Regions from separate parts of the Homo sapiens genome. Here region 2 is linked to region 1. The links are chromatin loops, found by intact Hi-C in ENCODE. Cell type or tissue: mammary epithelial cell. All regions are shown on one strand. Links, peaks and the distances in the headings refer to the core of each region. The heading gives the core; the rest is flanking DNA. Region 1 overlaps CEP85 (centrosomal protein 85). Region 2 overlaps LIN28A (lin-28 RNA binding posttranscriptional regulator A).

Region 1 (9,592 bases), core at 579-8,578:
CGGTAGAGGATGATGTCAGGACTCGAGAGCCTAGGCTCAAGCTGACCCTTAAGATCCACCCCAGGTCTTGGGGTGGTCCAAGCTCAACCCCAGCTCCATGCTGCAGATGGCATTCCCAAACTGCTACTACTCCCAGCAAGAATTCAGCGGTTGAGGGGGCAGACTCCAGCAACGAGCCCAACTTTGGAGACCTAGCTGTCTGGCACTCAACATCATGCTTCTCAGATGTCCCCCTGGTCCAGGGCTCAGGCAGGTTAACAGCCCAGAAAGACAACCCTTGCTCTGGTAAAGCCACTTCCTCACAGCAACCCAGAGGCTGCCAACTTCCTGAGAGGACTGCTGAAACTTTCCAGTGACAAACTTCTGTTATGACTCAGGGAAGGTTTGCCCAAGAGAAAGTGAGTGGGAAGAGATCTGGTTCTATAGAACGACAGAGGAGCAGAGGTGGCAGAGATAGATAGGGACATGAGGCTGGCTGGACCTGCCAAAGGTTCCTCCACGCTGCTGCCTGGGGGACCTGGCTGAACACCCAGGTGTTTGGCTCTAACAAGCCAAAGTGAGGGGTAGAATAGCGTGGTGGTGGTGATGGAAGGGTATGGAAAACTGAGGAGTCTGTTAAGATACTTTATTTTATAATCAAAATACGCAATACAAACAAATGGACATAACAAAGATTCATATAAATAACTGGTTATAAACTTTATGAGGAAAAATACCCGTCAGCATGGTGGCTGGGCTCCCAATGCACAGGGTGGAGACCAACCAGGCGGCTCTGCCTTTAAGCAGCAGGAGCCCAGAGGCTGAAGGGCTGGCTGGGTGGGGCTGCTCTGAATGGAAGGGATAAGTCACTCCATAAATAAAACACAAACTTGTAAAAACACTTAAGAAAGAGCCTCATTCAGGCCCAGGCATGAGGTCCAAGATGCTGCCAACAGCCCAAAGCTTAGCAAAAATCTTGTAGTGGCTGACTGGCCCACACGTGGCCCCTGCCTGGCCTGGCTCCAGATCTAGAGGAGGCACGGCTGGCCCAACAACCAGATACTAACAAGTGTGAGATGCTCCCTAAACCAGGAGGCAAGAAAAACCAGAGGGCAAAGGTCCCTCACTAAAGCCCCAGAGAAACAACCCAGGAAACACTAAAAGCTGTACTTTAAAGCTGACTTGTACTGGGTACTCTGAACTTTCAAGGAGGCCAGAGCAGGAAAGGGAAAGGAATAACCCCCACCACCCCCAACACAAGAGAGGCACAAATTAGAGGGCTGGGCACAGGCTGTAGCCCTGGGTGAGGGGGTAAGCAGCTTGACAGTTGCTCTGTGGTCTCTGGGATATAATTCTGCCCAAGGCTAGAACCACAGAGAAGAGTTTGCACTCTTAAGTCCAGGAAGGGGACTACCTGGAAGGCCTGAGAACAAAGGAGAAAGTTTAGCACACTAAACACATGGCCAGGACCCTAGGGACACAAGGCAGCTGGAGAGTGGGATCTCTTGTTAAATGGCATGGTAGGCAGATTAGAGTCCTGGCTATAATCCCTAGGGCCCCAATCCTAGTAGTTACGTGCTAACCAACACATTACCCTGAGGCTTCTGGGAGAACAAGAGCCCTGAGGAAGAAGCAGTAAGACCAGGCATGAGAAAACCCAGAAAGCCAGCTCAGTTCCCAAGAAGGCTGGCACATGGGGCCTGAGAATTCTTAAATGGCCATTGTCACTGGTACTTGCTCAGCCTTTCCAGGCCCCTCTGATGAGCTCTCTAATCAGCAGGACCAAGGTGTGAAGTGGGAATGAACATGGATCCATCCCATTGGATGGAGAAGAAAGGTGGACAGCCTGTTCGTCTCTCATGTCAGCCTAGGGCTGGGAACAGTTTGTGAGGACTTATCTGTTGTACCTGCCAAAAGTTAATTAGTAACTCACCGTCTAGAGTGAATTAACAGGACAAACGTAATCCAACATGCCAGTGTGGGTAGGACACAGTTCCCTAATCAGCCCTTGGCCCCCAGATGCAGGCTCTCCCCTCCCCTCTGAGACCTCTCTGGGAATAGCAGACAAGAGAATGTCAGGGCAGAAACCTGCTGGACTAGGCTCTCAGCAGCCCAGCTCCTCCCTGGGGGAATCCCCCAGAATTCCTCACTGTGTGACACAGTTTTCTCCCATGTCCTGGGCATATCTGTCTGACATGGTGGTCCTTAAGTCCTCAATGTCACGACGCAGCTGTTGAACCTCTTCTAGTTTCCTCTTGATCACATCTGGCTTCTGCAAATCTAGCTGAGTCTCTGGGTGCTGTGCTGCTGGGGAGAAGAGCATTTCAAGAGAATGTTAGTTATGAGACATTTTCATGTGGAGGGTGCAGTATGGATAGGCAGTATCTTGAACCCACAGTCTTGGGACATGCACTTTAAAAAAAGCATCTGGGGACAGTGGGTTAATTTGCTGCTGAAGGTCCACTTTTAGTTTGTCCTGCATGCAAGTACCCCATAGCTTGTTTCCAAAAACAGATTTGTGAACACCTACTTTGTGAAACAAATAAATGTCCAGAGGGCAGTGGCCAGGACTATGTACTCTGTCTACATATTACCACAAGAATATGGGAAAGCAGGATGGGGGAGAGAAGAGAAAGAAGGACCCTCCTTCCTGGGCCCCAGACTGGTCTGAGGACTCACAGTGAATGCCCAGGAGCAGGGAGAGATTGGGGTCATGGCCCTGGGCCCTCTGGGTCACAATGCTACAGACAGCCTGCAGATCTTGAAGGCAACTGGCCAACTCCTGGTGCAGCTCAAGTGCCAGCTGGGCCGTGTCTGGTGAAGGTGGAGACCCTGGTTGGGCCTGGCGCAGGTGTTCCTGGAGTGTCAGATTCTTCTCAATCAAGTCCTGGTTTTGCACTGAAAGCTGAGCAGACAGATGGGTAAGCACATTAACTCAGGCCCAGGGAGAGGAAGAGTATCTGTGCATGAGTGTGTGGGTGTGGAAGGGATGGGTGAGTCATAGGCAGTGTCCCTCCTTCCCCAACCCTACCCCTGCCAACAGGCTTTTAGCACTTCTCCCACTATCAGTATCAGGCCTGGTTCTTCCTGTGGGTAGGTTGGGCCCACAGGGCTCTAGCACTGGAGAGGAAGCCAACCCTCAACTGGTTCTGAATCATCAGCATCCAAGTTTCTGTTCAAGAACCAGAGAAGATGCTCCCGCCCCTAGGAACTCTATCTCAAGCCAGTCCCTCAGCCAACTCTGTTAGCCAGGCTATTAGAGAAGGCTTAATGTGAACCGTGAAATCTGAGGAGACACTGGTTTCAATCTCTCCCTGCCACCCTGACAAAAGTGGCCACCAGCCAGCCTGATCACAGTGTGTCAGAGGAATAAAGAGAGTAAGAAAGACAATATGACAGCTAGTAGCCACTAGGTGGGGGGCTGGAGAAGCTGGAACCTGGAGGATCCAGCCCTGGAACAAGTCCTGCCTTTTCAAACTCTCACCTCAGTGGAGTCAGACTTTATTACAAAAACCATCTATTCATGTATGTCTGTCTGTTTCCCTCTCTTCCTGACAGCTTAATCCACTTTCCTTCCCTTCCTACCTTGATTGTATTTTTATAGAGTCTGAATAGAGTCCGTCCTTCAGTCCCAGGCCCTCCACCCACACTGGGCCATGTGACAATCCTAACTCAAGGAGGTTCCTTCCTAGGCACTAGGCCAGTCAGTGAACTTGGTTGCCCCCTGCTGACAGCTCTGTTTAGTGCATGAAGGCCACCAAATCCTCAGTCTTCTTGAACTCTCCACTCCCCAACCCCAGAAACCTGTGGCTTCAAGACAAAGGAAGAGAGAATGACTTTCCCCATCAAAAAGCATTCCTGGGCCCAGCGCAGTGGCTCACGACTGTAATCCCAGCACTTTGGGAGGCCAAAGTGGGCGGATCACAAGGTCAGGAGATGAAGACCATTCTGGCCAACATGGTGAAACCCCACCTCAACTAAAATACAAAAAATTAGCCGGGCGTGGTGGCGCGTGCCTGTAGTCCCAGCTACACAGGAGGCTGAGGCAGGGGAATCGCTTGAACCTGGGAGGCGGAGGTTGCAGTGAGCCGAGATTGCGCCACTGCACTCTAGCCTGGCGACAGAGCAAGACTCTGTCTTAAAAAAAAAAAAAAAACCTTCCTAGGTAATAATTATGGACATGCTAAAACAGGCTTAGGGTCTGTAATATAAAGAATGATGCAATGCACCTTTCCTCTGCCCCCAGAGCTCAGTAGGGACCTTTCCCTTTCAAACACTGGGGCTCTTATTGGGGTAGAGATGGGGAGGGCAAACAAAGAAATCGGGTTTGTGGAGGCAAAACCAAGAGGTCTGACTAATGTTGCTCACCTCCTTCACGGCTGTGCGCAGCTGCTGCAGGGCTGAATCCCTTCGCTGGGCCTCCTCTCTCAGGGCCTGGCTTGTTCCTTCTTCTTGAGCCACTTCCTGCTCTAGGCTCTGAATCACACAGCAAGATGTTGAGGGAACACAGTAGGGGTAACAAGTCTGGTTCAGACAATATCACCGCTGGCTTGGACTATATAGTGACGACTCACCCTACCTACACCCTCATAAGAAATCATTTTAGAACAGTCCTGATTTGTGACCTCCCATTTAAACCCTCCTATAGCCCTTGACCACATACCAAATAGAGGTCAGCTTCTTAGCAGGGCATTCAAGGCCACTGTAGCTCCTACCTACTTTTCTAGTCATATCTCTTTCCACCCTCCACATGGCCAGCCTCTACACCGTCACGATGAATGACTGGCCCTCATCCCTGAAGGCTGCAGTGTCAATGCTTCTGCTCACTTCTCTTTTCCTTTCTTCAAGCTGCTCTTCTGCTGTTACCTCCAGGAAACCTCCAAGGCACACCTGAGCTGTCTTCAATCTGCAAATCAGATCTAATTAATCCTAATCCTACCTTGCTATCATATCCATCATGGCTTACGAGTACATCTGCTTAATATTCTAGTTGGCTATGCACATGATCCTTCGCTCCACTCAAACATAACTTTCTTGAGGGCAGGGAATGTGCTATTCAGCTGAGTTCACTATTTACCGAGCACTTACTGTGACCAGCATTGAGAAGAACACCAAACAGTTCCTGTCTTTTAGGAGTTAACAGTCAAGTGCTCTTGACAATACTGTCTACTAAATGCTGTTCAGAGACATGGAAAGGGGTAGAAGAGCATACTCACAGGTACCTAATCTAGTGAGTTGTGTGTAAGTGTGTCTGTGTTTGTGTGTGTAGGAGCGGTCAGGGGAAGGGAGATATTTAAGCTTTTAAACTTCTGCCTCTCATTCTCTTCATTCAATTTTTCCTCAAATTTTGAAACTGATTTGAATGAAGTGTGAAAATTTTTTTATATTTCTCATTTGGTATTAATAAAAAAAAAAACTGCTAAGGAAAACACCTCATGATCATGAAATAGCCAAAGTGACTATGATGAATCCATCTAATTCCAACAAATTCACATATATATATATATTTTATTTATTTATTTATTTATTTATTTATTTTGAGATGGGGTTTCACTCTGTCGCCCAGACTGGCTGGAGTGCAGTGGCGTGATCTCGGCTCACTGCAACCTCCACCTCCCAGGTTCAAACAATTCTCCTGCCTCAGCCTCCCAAGTAGCTGGGACTACAGGTGCATGACACCACGCCCAGCTAATCTTTTTGTATTCTTAGTAGAGACAGGGTTTCACCTTGTTAGCCAGGATGGTCTCAATCTCCTGACCTTGTGATCTGCCCACCTCGGCCTCCCAAAGTGCTGGGATTACAGGCGTGAGCCACCGTGTCCGGCCTCACCTGATATTTTAATTTGCCTAAGTAGTCTTATCATAGGTAAATGTGCCATTTAAAATGTCAGGCTTTTCCAAACTTTGCAGAACCCCAAGGGTTCTAGGAAACCTATTTTGAGATCCATTAAAAACTCTACTAAAAACCTGGGATTTTAAATGGGTATGTATTAAAATGCTTGCCAGGCTTGACTACCTCCTTACAGGACTTGAAAGAGGTGAACCAGATAGACGTAGCCCAATCCACATAATGGCAAAGGCAAGACTGCAGCCTCCACTTATTCCCTCAAAACGAGTGCATTTCGGGTGTTTTGGTGTGAAAACTTTTAGAGTCCAAAGAGACGCTGAGTGAACCTGCTTTACCCAGAATTTCTTGGAGAACCCAGTTAAAGACACTCCCACTCTGGCCCAAAATAGAAACCTGGAGTCATATTTGATTCTTCCCTATTCTTCAACCCCTACATCTTGTCAGTCACTGATTCCGCTTGATGTTACCTCCTAAAGTCACTTAAATCTGTCCCCTCACATCTCCTCGCTGCTATGCTGCCTTATGCCAGGTTCCCTCATCACCTCTCACGAGAATTTCTCCAACAGTCCCCCTGGACCTTTCTTCTCTCCAGGATGCCAATCTTCCACACTTGAGCCTGAGTTGCAAACCTGACCACATCACATCCCAATTACATGCTGTAATAGGCTGGGCATGATGGCTCACGCCTGTAATCCCAGCACTTTGGGAGGCCGAGGCGGGCAGATCACCTGAGGTCAGGAGTTCGAGACCAGTCTGGCCAACGTGGTGAAACCCCGTCTCTACAAAAAATACAAAAATTAGCCGGGCGTGATGGTGGGCACCCGTAATACCAGCTACTCGGGAGGCTGAGGCAGGAGAATTGCTTGAACCTGGGAGGCAGAGGTTACAGTGAGCCGAGATTGCGCCATTGCACTCCAGCCTGGGCGACAAGAGCGAGACTCTGTCTCCAAAAAAAAAAAAAAAAAAAAAAAAAAATGCTGTAATAGATGCCCACCACCTACATAAAGAATAAAAGCTAACTTAGTTGATAGATAAGGCCCTTCCATAGCCTGGAATGCCCAGGTCTCCATTTACCATCTTAAAGTGGATACGTCAGCAGTATCAAACTGCTTGCAGCACCACATTCAAACTATGCTGTTTCATGTCTCCATGTTCCCACTCATGCTGTTCCTCCTATCTGGAATCCAACACATCCTATCCAGCTCCTCTTGTTTGCCTGGCTAACTCCTCATCCTTGTAGGTTCAGGATCTCCAGAAACCTCTCTTTTACCTCCCTTCCTCCCACTGACTCTCCTGCACTCCCCCAGGATACTGTGGGGACTGCTCTCACAGTACTGTGCTGAAACTCCCTACTATATTTGTGTCCTCTCAGCAAGGCTCAAAAGCACTGACTGGGTCTCATTCTTTTTGTATCCCTAACACTGAGCAACCTGCATGGCAGAGAACAAAATAAATATTGGCTAAATTCTAGAGATTCCATCATTAAGTTCTGCCCACCATGTCCCAAGGATTCCTGCTCACCTGTACTTGTGAGCGCAACTGATCCATCTTCTGCTGCTGCTTCTCCACAATCTGAAAGGCAAAGTTATCAAGGAAGGCTGCGAGCACAAGGCTGACGGTGAGGACAGAGGGCAAGGGGGCTGCACTAGGACATGTGGTCTGGCTATTAGACCATTAAGAGTAAGACCAGGATAAAGATTAGTGAACTCTACCTATAGGAATATAAACCAGACTCCTAATCCTGGCTAACTAGCTTCACAGTTGTGCTCCAATCACAAAGGTTTATACAGGAATGTAGTGTGAACACATAACCACTACTGGGGGAAAGGGAACTCTCACCCTAATAACTGCAGGCCAGTGGAATCAATTTTATAAACAGCCAGTGCAAACTCTTGTTCTTTGGTACAAGGACATGGCTAAAAATTCAGTCTAATGAAGCTTGCCATTTCTAGCACTATGATGGTTGTTGTTATTTACAGCTCTGGTCGTACTGATTATCCAAGAAGGGACCCTAAATAGGCCTGGTTTCTTTGAATCATTTATGGGTCTTCTTTTTTTTTTACTAACCTGCAGTCAGTTTCACCAGCCGGCCCCTGGCTCTCTCGTCTTTGCTGAATTAAGAAACCAGGGCACCTCACTGGTTAGAACTCTGTTCAATTCAAGGGTTTCTGTATGGGCCTGAGCCATGAATAAAGTGCACCAAACTTTACTGCACCATTTTGGGTCATCTAATCTAGATATTCAGAGGCATATCACCCCTCCTCTTACTTTTGCCTATATTCTAAATGAGTGAAGTTTGCCTGTTACAAGGATGACTATCTAAATACAAATTACTATGCAGGGTGACTTCTCCGAAAAGAAAGAAAAGCTCTTGGTAACAAATCCTAGATAGCCCAAAGCCAAGAATTCACGTATCCCTCCTAATACACAATCTTCTCTTTCCTCCCAGCCTACCCTCCGTTACAGCCTGGACACCCTCAGTCACCTTTTGGAGCGAATCGTATCGCTTCTGCCAGGACTCCATTTCCACTTCTGGACCTTCTCCACTGGTCTCCTCCACAGACTGTTTATCTTGCAGGCTGAAAGACAGTGGCCTCTTCAAGAACTCTGAAGTTAGACACAAGTGGCTTTGATTCTTGGTTCTGCTACTTATTGCACATTTTGAGGCAAGACACTTAGTCCAAGCAGTAGCTGGGGATAATACTTGGGTCTGCTGTAATATATGGGGTGCCACACAAAAGCTGCTCAGTGTATGTTAATTCTCTTCCCTAAGGGCCAGAATCTATACAATGTGACACCAATTCTCTACCTGCCCAAGGCTCTTGTGTATTTTGTTTTGATATTTAAAAAATACATATTTATCACATGTATTTAGATTGTAAGTCATACATGTACATTGTAGAAAGTTTGGAAAATACAAAAGCTGTTTTCTTGGCACACACAGTCTGGGGCAAAGCCAACTTTGTCCTCTAACCCCACTTCTGACTCTAACCAATGGTTTCCTCCAGTGGGTCCCTACAATTACTTATAGCAAAGCCCATCTGCTGAGATAAACAACAGGGACACTGTGGTTAAATATGGGATGAGAAATCCAATCTATCCCATTAGAAACTGGATTTGGTCCAAGAGGCTGTTGAAACACACCATTATTTTCAGAAACTGCTATTAATATGGAGAAGGCTCCCAAGACATCCTGAGAGTACATTATGGCATCTTGTTTTGTTCTCAGAACCTGTCATGGCAATGGAGAACAATCCCTAGGGCTGAGGAGAAAGGCTCCTGGTAGCCTTTAGCCTACACAGCTCGAACTGTGGATAACTCTCAGTTCTTATCACCAGTACCCACTTTTGAAAGTATACAGACACCTCATTTCCCAGTTTACAAAGTGCTTTCATTTATTCAACACATACATACTAAGAATTATGTGCCAGGCACTGGGTTAGATCCTTACAAAGGCTATGAAGATAAGCCCCCACTGCATCCATACTCCATGCCAAAGATATAAAAGCCGCTTCCTGGCCGGGCGCGGTGGCTCACACCTGTAATCCCAGCACTTTGGGAGGCCAAGGAGGGTGGATCACGAGGTCAGGAGATCGAGACCACGGTGAAACCCCGTCTCTACTAAAAATACAAAAAAGATTAGCCAGGCGCAGTGGCGGGCGCCTGTAGTCCCAGCTACTCAGGAGGCTGAGGCAGGAGAATGGTGTGAACCTGGGAGGCGGAGCTTGCAGTGAGCCAAGATTGCACCACTGCACTCCAGCCTGGG
Region 2 (9,592 bases), core at 1,029-9,028, 140 kb before region 1:
TTCACAGCCACATTTTGGTACCTGAAATAATGCCTAGCACATTTTTGAATGAATTAATGAAACAGGAGGCAGATTTTTAATCATTCAGCTGAGAAAGATCACCAAATAATATTGTTAAAAGAAAAAACAAAAAGCAAGATTTAGAACAATATGTATGGAATAATCCTATTAGAACACTGCACGTTTGTACCAAAATTTAAGGACACTGATATTTATAAAGCAGTTAGCAAACAGCCAGCAGCCATCAAGAAAAAAAAAAAAAGTAGTTGTTGATACAGCTAGTTCTGTAGCAAAGCCAGGGTCAGATGAACCCAGAGTTCCTGATTTAAAGCTCAGAGCTCATTCTATCATGCCACTTACTGCACCACCAACTTGACATTAGCGGAGGTGACAGCATCTCAGACCCTACCCAGAATAGACTTCATTACAGCTTCATCTATTATAGTAAAACAACAGTGTCAAATATGTCAACAAGGAGTAGTCGTCATAGAAAATGGAGAAGCAAAAGGGATCACTGTGCACTTACCTAGTCCTGGCTCAAGGGAACATGAGTAAGTAGCATTCGTATTTTATGCTGGTGGCTGGGGGGTAATATTCCAAACTGGAACTTAAATGAAACATGCTCTTCATCAAGATGAAGGAACCACAGATTCCTTATCACTTAATTTTTTTTTTTTTTTTTTGAGAAAGTCTTGCTCTGTCGCCCATGCTGAAGTGCAGTGACACGATCTCAGCTCACTGCAACCTCCGCCTCCTGGGTTTAAGCGATTCTTCTGGGTTTAAGCTAGGACTACAGGCGCACGCCACCACACCCAGCTAATTTTTGTATTTCTAGTAGAGACAGGGTTTCACCTTATTGGCCAGGCTGGTCTCAAACTCCTGACCTCATGCCTCCTAAAGTGCTGGGATTACACACCATGCCCGGCCAAATTTTTGTTTTAAGATGATATTGCAGGCCGGGTGCAATACCTCTCTCGCTGTTTCACAGTAACCACCCTGAGTTTAAAGTTAGATTTGTAAGGTCGGGCATGGTGGCTCACAACTGTAATCCCAGCAATTTGGGTGACTGAGGCAGGTGGATTCTGAGCTTGAGGCTCAGGAGTTGGAGACCAGCCTGGGCAACAGGGCGAAACCCTGTTCTCTACAAAATAATACAAAAATTAGCTCAGCATGGTGGCATGTGCCTGTGGTACCAGCTACTTGGGAGGCTGAGGTAGAAGGATCGCTTGAATCTGGGAGGCAGAGCTTGCAGTGAGCTGAGATCGCGCCACTGCACTCCTGCCTGGGTGAGAGAGCAAGAACCCATCTCAAAAAATAAAGATTATATTAGATTTGACTTATTTTTTATTGAGCGGGGTGGGACAAGAGATGCAATTAGTGGGTGAGTTGGGAGGTCCTAGAGGAGCCAGACCAAGAGCCTTCTGGACCCAAGCAATTCCAGCTTCATTTGCTTGCCCAGCTTGTCTTAGGCTGGGACACTCCTAGTTCTAGCTGTGATTCAGCAGGTAAATAGTTAAGAACAAGGGTTGATTGAGTCTGATGGCCTGTTCCCTCCTTTCTTTAATCATCTATAAAATGGAGTAAATACTAATTTTATGGTAGTGCTGTGAGGTTTTACACATGAAAAGTAGTTAGCACTTCGCCTGCTACACATAAATCCTCAGGGAGTGGCAATTATCAACCTCTTCACACTGGGTGGCGTGGGTTAACAGAGAGAACTAAGTGCCAAGCATCTGGTTTTATCCTAACTAGCTATAGAAACTTAGAAGAATATCCCCTCTCTAAGCCCCAGTTGACTGGAGAGTAACACCTTCCTCTATGGACACCTCATAGGTTTATTTTAAGAGGATCATATAAATGGGGACATGCAACAAGAAATTGACTAGTCCTCTCAGGTCACTCACTGCATCACTGGAGGATCTGAGGTCTAAGACTTTTACAGAGTAAACCCCCACCCCTGCAGGTACCTCAGTGTAATCAAGAGATTTAAACTGGTGGTCTCCAGGGGTGGCTCCCTGCCCTCCTCCCCCGCCCCTTTCTAAAACACATAGTTTGAATTCCTCTCTTATCAGATAGGTAATCAGCGTGCAGCCCCACAGAGCCAGCCTCCCAGGGCCTGCATCTGAAAAGCGCCTGAAATTCTTGTACCACCCCCATTCCACCCCCAACCACACACAAAGCAGGGCCCCGCCCCCTTCCCCATCCCCTCCAAAAAGAAAAGACCTTAGGGGGAGGGGCATGGCCTGAGCTCCCCCAGTAGAGCCCAGCCCCAGGAAACAAAGAGTTGACACTGGCTGGTTCTGGTGGTCAGATTCCTGGAGTTCCAAGGAGCAGATCCCTCTTGCATCTCCCTCTCCCTCCTCCCCACATTCAACTGTTTCTTCCTTCCTCTCTATGTTGGGGTTATGGTCACGGGAGAGAACTAGATATAGAAAATTCTTCCTTCCCCAGGCAGTCTTGCCAAAGTCACCATCAGCAGCCATCTCCCTTCTCTGGCTTGCGCACTGCCCACTTCATGGATAGAACCAAACAGGACCCCCTCCCCTTGGGTCTCTTCAGTCCAATCCTGAATTATTGATTCAGATAAATTATTTTAAAGGGGAGGGGGAGAGAAGGCATGACCCATATCATCCTTTCCCAATTTCTTCAAGTTAGGACTGTGGGGAGCCTACATGGGCCTACTGTGTTGGGGAATGTGGCATCAGACAACAGACAGCATTTCTTTTTCTTTTTTTTTTTTTTAAAAAGTCTGGCTCTGTTGCCCAGGCCGGAGTGCAGTGGCACAATCTCGGCTCACTGCAAGCTCCGCCTCCCGGGTTCACGCCATTCTCCTGCCTCAGCCTGCCGAGTAGCTGGGACTACAGGCTCCTGCCACCATTCCTGGCTAATTTTTTGTATTTTTAGTAGAGACGGGGTTTCACCGCGTTAGCCAGGATGGTCTCGATCTCCTGACCTCATGATCTACCCGCCTCGGCCTCCCAAAGTGCTGGGATTACAGGCGTGAGCCACCGCGCCCACCCCAAGCATTTCTTTTTCTTTTTTTGATAACAGGGAAGGAATCTCTCCAGTTAAAGTACTTAGGCCTTCTGATCCCTTCTTAATACCTCAGTAATTGCCTGCCTTACCCTATCCAACCCACACCAAGTACCTCATCCCAGCTTCAATTTATGCCTTTGCAAGCTTAGAGATAGAATGAGCCTTAGGGGTCACTTAGGAAATGTGGAGTTAAAAACAAAAGAAAACATTATAAAAGAAAAAAGTATGAAGAGAAAAAAAAAAAACAACACAAAGGAACCTAAGTGTCCTTTCTCCAGAAGTGGCAACAGAATTTCAGGGTACTTGCTACAGTTGTGCAGATTAAAGCTGGGGTTCTTGGCTCTTCCGCAAGAGGCTATTCCAGATCTTCTTCCAGGGCCATTCCAGCCGGAAGATTCTGTAGTGCAGGTCTCTACCTCAATTCTAGGTTCTTAGCTTGCACAAGCATTTGTTGAATGTCTAAGTACTATGCAAAATAACTGTTACTAATTGATTCTTACTGTAGGCTAAGTGGCATTCTAACCACTTTACGTGTTGTAACTCATTTAACCCTCATATCAAACTGGTGCAGTGGGGTGATATGAAGACCCTCATTTTACAGCTTGAGGACATGGAGGCAGAGGGGTTAATAAGCACCTTGGTTAAAGTCGCAATAAGAGGCAAGAGCTGAGCTGAGTGCAGCTGGCCTAACTCTCCCCAGTGCAATTCATTATGATGCAAGTCACATATATAATTGAAAACTTTCTAGTAGCTACGTTTAAAAAAGCAGCTGATGAAAGTAATTTTAATGATTCAGTCCTGTGGTGTCACATCCCTAACTTAGCTTCATTCCTGGAGGTAAGATTTGGTAAGGGAGAACCAACCGGTTCTCCCAGAAGCAGTTATTCGATGGTGTGTGTGTCAAGGAGGGTGTGTGTCAAGGAGGTTGGTGAAAGGGGTGTCTGGAACAGAAGGCTGCAGGCAGCCAATCCCTCTGATCCCCTCTGCTCAGCCACAGCCAGGCCCTGTAGCTCCTGCCTGGAGTTCTCCACCAGATGGCGCTGCTCAGCCTGTCTGCCCAAAGGTAAGCCCGAGGGCGCCTATACCAGGAGGTACTGAGTGGCCCGCTACCTGGTCTGAGCTGTGAACTCAAGTGTTCGGGTAGATTTATCTCCACAGCTCCTTAGGGCAGTCATCTTGTCCTCCCCGTCCCACCCTGCCCCCACCCAACCACCGGCTTGATCAGGGATAAGAATGAAAGGTTCCTAGACTTTTAGGCCAGAAACTCAGTTCTTATATTCTACTGCTTAGAAAAGCCAAGTCCTGTCTAAATTAAATAACACCACGCTGGGCCAGTCATGGTGGCTCATGCCTGTAAATCCAGCACTTTGGGAGGCCGAGGCAGGCGGATCACCACGAGGTCAGGAGTTCGAGACCAGCCTGGCTAACATGGTGAAACCCCATCTCTACTAAAAATACAAAACATTAGCCGGGCATGGTGGCAGGTGCCTCTAATCCCAGCTACTCGGGTGGCTGAGGCAGGAAAATCGCTCAAACCTGGGAGGTGGAGGTTGCAGTGAGCTAAGACGGCGCCACTGCACTCCAGCCTGGGCAACAGAGAGAGATTCCGTCTCAAAAAAAATAAAAAACCTCGATGGTGAGATCATGTTAAATAAGTCTGTATCAACTGTGTATTCTCCCCCAACTCCTTTGACCTCCCACTCTGACTATGTGGCCAGTGGTTGCTATTCATGCCTGCAGGAAGACAGGAGGCATAGTTTTACCTAGGGCAGTTACTCCAAAAAACAAGAATTCCAGTAGAGTGTGATTAGCAATGTTCAAAAAACTAAATGGCCCTGGTGAATGTTACTGAAAACCACTTGTAAGGCAGGCAGCAGTGTCAACAACCAGAGGGTAGAAACATCCCATATTTGAAGCTTTGTTCAGGATGGTGTCACAGCCTTTACTTTACACTGTCGCCGGGCATCATGGCTCATGCCTGTAATCCCAGCACTTTGGGAGTCCCAGGCAGGTGGATCACTTGAGGTCAGGAGTTTGAGACCAGCCTGGACAACATGACGAAAACCCTTCTCTACTAAAAATACTAAAATTAGCTGGGTGTGGTGGTGTACATCTGTAATCCCAGCTACTTGGGAGGCTGAGGCAGGAGAATTGCTTGAACCCAAAAGTCAGAAGTTGCAGTGAGCCGAGTTCGTGCCACTGCACTCCAGCCTGGGCGACAGAGCAAGACTCTATCTCAAAAAATAAAAATAAAAATAAAAAAAAGACATTGTCTAGAAGCATGTCTCAGAAAGAAGAGGACCCCAGAAGATTCCACAATGTCTTCATGAACCTTCCTACCTCTCTACCAACTTTCTGAAAAATCGAGTCAATTTATTTTTAAGCTGCCTTTTCTTATTAAGACAGAAATAACTCATGGATGACCACTAAATCCGTGGCTTCCACTCTGTCAACAAAAACGAGAGGAACCTCTCTGGGCTCCGAGTGGTGATCTACCCATATTCACTCCACAAACTTTCATAGTGCTATGTTGTGCCCAGGCCATATTCTATGTTGTGCCCAGCCCAGAAAGCGAGCAGCTACAATTGACACCCCTCAGTATCTCTAGTCTTTTTCTCTGAACAAAGATCTCTGCCAACATGGACCCCAGACTGCTAAGTGTACTTCTGATTCACCAAGGTCCTCAAGATGCCCCTTTTCTTATTCATTCCTCAGCCCACCAAATGCATACTAGAAAATTAACCAGGCAGCTAAGTTCCTCCCTTCAAAGAGCTTATGGGTTACATAGAGAAGGGTATAAGACCAGTACCTCAATAACTAGACATGAGGTGAGTAATCAGAGGTGCAGTGTTACAAACCAGGAGGAAAGATTCCGTATATTTCCCCACCCGCCCCCGCAACCCTAACACCAAACCCAGCAGTCCTAACCTAGACCCTGAATAAAGTTGCTCTTACCACCTCCTCACTCATGGCTTTTAGAAAAAGAAGGCCACCTGGCTACAGGGCAATTTCAGCAGTTGTCTAGGTATTGAAAACCTTTTCTCCTAACCCAACTTGGTCCCTTGGTCAAATCTGGGCTTTTGACTCCAAGTCTTCTAATATAGCATTTTAGCCAGAAAGCCAATTTAAACATATTTGAGATTGAAACATATCTGGGTCCTGAGGAGCTATGGGAAAGCAGGGAACTTTTCTTATTTCCAAATTTCTATAAATCTTGAGAGTTTGCAAATTGAGCCACAGGAAACATGAGTTAAGCCAAAACTCTTAAAATGGCCCAAAATGAGGATTTTTGAATTCTTGATGAATCTCAGGAAAATAGTTGACAGTTTAGCTTTCTTGTTCCAGCTTTCCTATATAACTGTGTTTCTCAAGCAGGGATGAGATTTTTGACTCCAAGGGGACATTTGACAATGTATGGAGATGTTTTTGGTTGTCATACCTAAGATGCAACTGGCTTCTAGTGGGTAGAGACCAGGAATACTGCTGTACATCCTATAATACATAGGACAGACTCCCCAGAACAAATTATCCTGCTCAAAACATGTCAATAGTGCTGAAGTCGAGAAACTCTAATTTAAGGGCTTGCTATCTATTTCCCTAACTCTAGAGACAGGCAGATTTCTAGATCTAAAGATGTGTACCTAAGGAAAAGAGTTGTTATAGAAATCTCTTTGCTTTTTGTTTTGTTGTCGTTTTGCTTAGTTTTTGGCTGGGGGTGGGCTTTTCCCCCCACTCATCTACTCTTGAAGAGGATATTACAGCATTTGGGAGAGAGCATAAGAACATTAGTTAACAGGGCATTGGGATCCTAATAACCCCAACTTTGGAAAGGAAAAGAAAATGTTTTTAAATTGCCTTTCCCCCTTCCTCTTTATTTGCAAAGGGGCTCCCTGACCCCCTCCCTCTGGTAGATGCTATCTTAGGACAATTACCTTCTCACCAGCCCACCCCAACCCCAGGGTGCCCAACCCCAGCAGCCAAAGAATGGGAAGTTTTGTTAAAGATTTCTTACCCTCTGCTTCGGGAACACTTTCCTCCTCCCCCAGTAAACAATTTATCCTGTGTTTACTAAATTCCTTTACCATAAGATTTCCAGAGAGTCATTTCTAATTTCACAAATGCAGAAGAGTGGTGGCTCATGCCTGTAATCCCAGCACTTTGGGAGGCCAAGGCGGGCGGATCATCTGAGGTCAGGAGTTCAAGACCAGCCTGACCAACGTGCAGAAACCCCGTCTTTACTAAAAATACAAAAAATTAGCCGAGCGTGGTGGCACATGCCTGTAATCCCAGCTACTCAGGAAGCTGAGGCAGGAGAATCGCTTGAACCTGGGAGGCGGAGGTTGCGGTGAGTGGAGATCATGCCATTGCACTCCAGCCTGGCCAACAAGAGCCAAACACCATCTCAAAAAAAAAAAAAAAAAAAGCAACAAACAAACAAACAAACAAACAAAAAAACAAGTGCAAAGACTGGAATCACTAATCTAACTTACGGTTAAGGTGGGGTTGGAGGACCCCTGACCCAAGCCTTTCTGGCATGCTACCATTATCAGAGCTACCAGGTAAAGGCTCAGGGAATTTCCACCCATCATTGTGCTTTGTGAGTAGAATGGGAAGAGCTGGGGATTAGAGAGACAAATTCTTAATTCTCTTCCAGCTCAGCTCCCTATTGACAACTTACTCAACTATGGGTTCCTGGATGTTCCAAGAGCCTAAAATCCAGAGTATTTCCAAGCCAGCACATCTGACCCAGCATGGTGTAGACTCAATGCCTGCTCTATGCCATCCAATAGTTTCCCAATTGCTCTAGATCCTAAGGTGAAGCCTGCTGAGGCCCAAGTCCCCATTTGCTCAAACAAACAAACAAACAAAACAAGAAAACACCTTCCTTGGGGTATGTATATCACCAAGGAACCCAGAAGATGAGGGGATACATTCCCCTCAGCCCCTCCCTATCTGGCAGCCTTTGGATGGGAGATGAGAAAACGTTGGGTCTGACTCTTTTATTCCAGCCTCCCAAAGTTGGGGGAGCTGTCCAGTCCCCAGACCAGGAAAGATTTTAATCTCTTTGTGATCAGATAAATGGGAGAGTGGGGGAGGCTTGCTACCCTGCTGAGGAGGGCCATTCAAAGCTGGTTCCTGTAATAAAGTGATTTAATAGATCTAAAAAGGCCAATTCCCTTCTTTCTCCCACAATTACTTCCTGTGGGTTATCATTCACATATGTAAATGAGACAGAGAAGGGAGAAAAGCCACTAGTGGGAAACTAGCTGTCTAATGGGGGGTTGGGGGAATAAGGGTGCTGCAAAGGGGCAGCTCAGTATCCTGCTGCAGGTCCTCTTGGCAGATGTTCAAGTAGCCCACTGACCCCATGGCCCCAACAGTAAGTGGTGGCTCCCCATCTCCCTGCGTCTATTTCCCTTGTTTGTTCCTCACTGAAGGCTGTGCTCAAAGACGTCCCTGCTGCCTCCAACTAGTCCATCCAGCATCTCCCTTCTCTACCCCTCCCCCAAAGAATGCCATCCCTTCAGGCTCCAACCCTTAATCCCCACATCCTCCTTTCCCCTCCCCCACACCTCCTAAAGCCAACCTCCCTTAAGTAACCCCTCCCTGCCCGGCCTGGGTGTCAACCTACACGATCTGGGATTAGCAATTTCTTCTTTCCAGATCCAGTCCCAAACCTCCAAAGATGGAAGGGCCATAGGCAGCAAGCAACTTCCTTTCCATGGTCTTTATGGGTAGCTGGTGGCCCAGGACCACCGGAATGCCTCTAGGATATTCAGGAAGGGGAAGCCTGGGAGGAGGGAGACCTGAAGTCTCTGGCTCCTTGTTTGAGGCCAGGAATGTTAAGACAGCAATCAATGGCTGTCTGGGGCCATAAATGCCAAGCGGAGAATAGGACCAGAGGCCAGCCTCCCTTCACCCCCTGCCCTGCGACACTGAATTTCACCCCCTACTGTGCTGCCCTGCTTTAACTGAGAACTTGGGGTTGCGACCTACCGACTTCCCTCCCAGCCTGGCCCAGGAATGTAAGGAAGGCCTGGGCTCTTTGGGTTTTCCTTCCTCACGGGAACTGGACAGCAAAGACCCCAGTCCTGAGCTTTCAAGCCCCCACAGGGATCCTTCAGGGATCTGCCAAACCCAGTTTTTAGTGACCAGCCAGGTGAGGTCTGCATTAAAAAGGGGATGAGGCTGACTTCTCGGCTTTACGCCCCTTGGGTCCAGTAGCCAGTTGCCCTCACTCTCTCCCGCCTTCTGAGCTCCATTCAGACGTTGGAGGAGCTGGGCTCCCGGCTTAGGCCCGGCATGTGCTTCCCTGGCCGGCCTGCTCGCCCTCCCCCCACCGGCAAGCACAATACAACCTTAGTTTCTGCCACATGGGGTCACCTCCCTGCCCCCTGCCCCTTCCCAGGGGAAAGAGGTAATAGACACGTGGTAAGCCGGAGGGGTTCCCGGAAGGGGGCGGGGGTGCTGATAATTGGTGCTGCCTCCCACTACTCCCCCACGAGATAGTTAACAGGGACTCAGAATTGGGGTGCCGAAGCAAAGACAGGGATGC

What was found. A loop is a pair of places that touch in the nucleus more often than their neighbours do. Peaks named below come from ENCODE experiments on the same cell type or tissue, not always from the same donor. Only the 100,000 strongest peaks of a DNase experiment are listed, where the experiment ranks them.
Region 2: a loop joins it to region 1, with 10 times the contacts of the local background. A loop is called at or near these places in 21 of 110 quality-filtered maps.

Annotation. Positions count from the first base shown.
Region 1 is chr1:26,269,827-26,279,418 of GRCh38, reverse strand. CEP85 (centrosomal protein 85) reads right to left here. Exons shown (of 14, transcript NM_001319944.2): 10 at 8,312-8,405; 11 at 7,348-7,398; 12 at 4,348-4,455; 13 at 2,659-2,884; 14 at 611-2,283. The coding sequence ends at 2,126. Among named protein-coding and RNA genes, the nearest start is that of SH3BGRL3, 5.5 kb to the left of the region's middle. RefSeq lists an enhancer at 2,363-3,562. In mammary epithelial cell, for the core only: CTCF peaks have their summits at 3,381 (motif pointing right) and 3,714 (motif pointing left); DNase peaks (open chromatin) are centred at 898, 3,058, 3,668 and 4,408; H3K4me3 peaks cover 59 bases; H3K27ac peaks cover 4,074 bases.
Region 2 is chr1:26,411,693-26,421,284 of GRCh38, reverse strand. All of the region lies in intron 2 of LIN28A (lin-28 RNA binding posttranscriptional regulator A), which reads right to left. Among named protein-coding and RNA genes, the nearest start is that of LIN28A, 5.7 kb to the right of the region's middle. RefSeq lists enhancers at 459-1,029, 2,174-2,745. In mammary epithelial cell, for the core only: a CTCF peak has its summit at 4,063 (motif pointing right); a DNase peak (open chromatin) is centred at 4,014; H3K27me3 peaks cover 468 bases.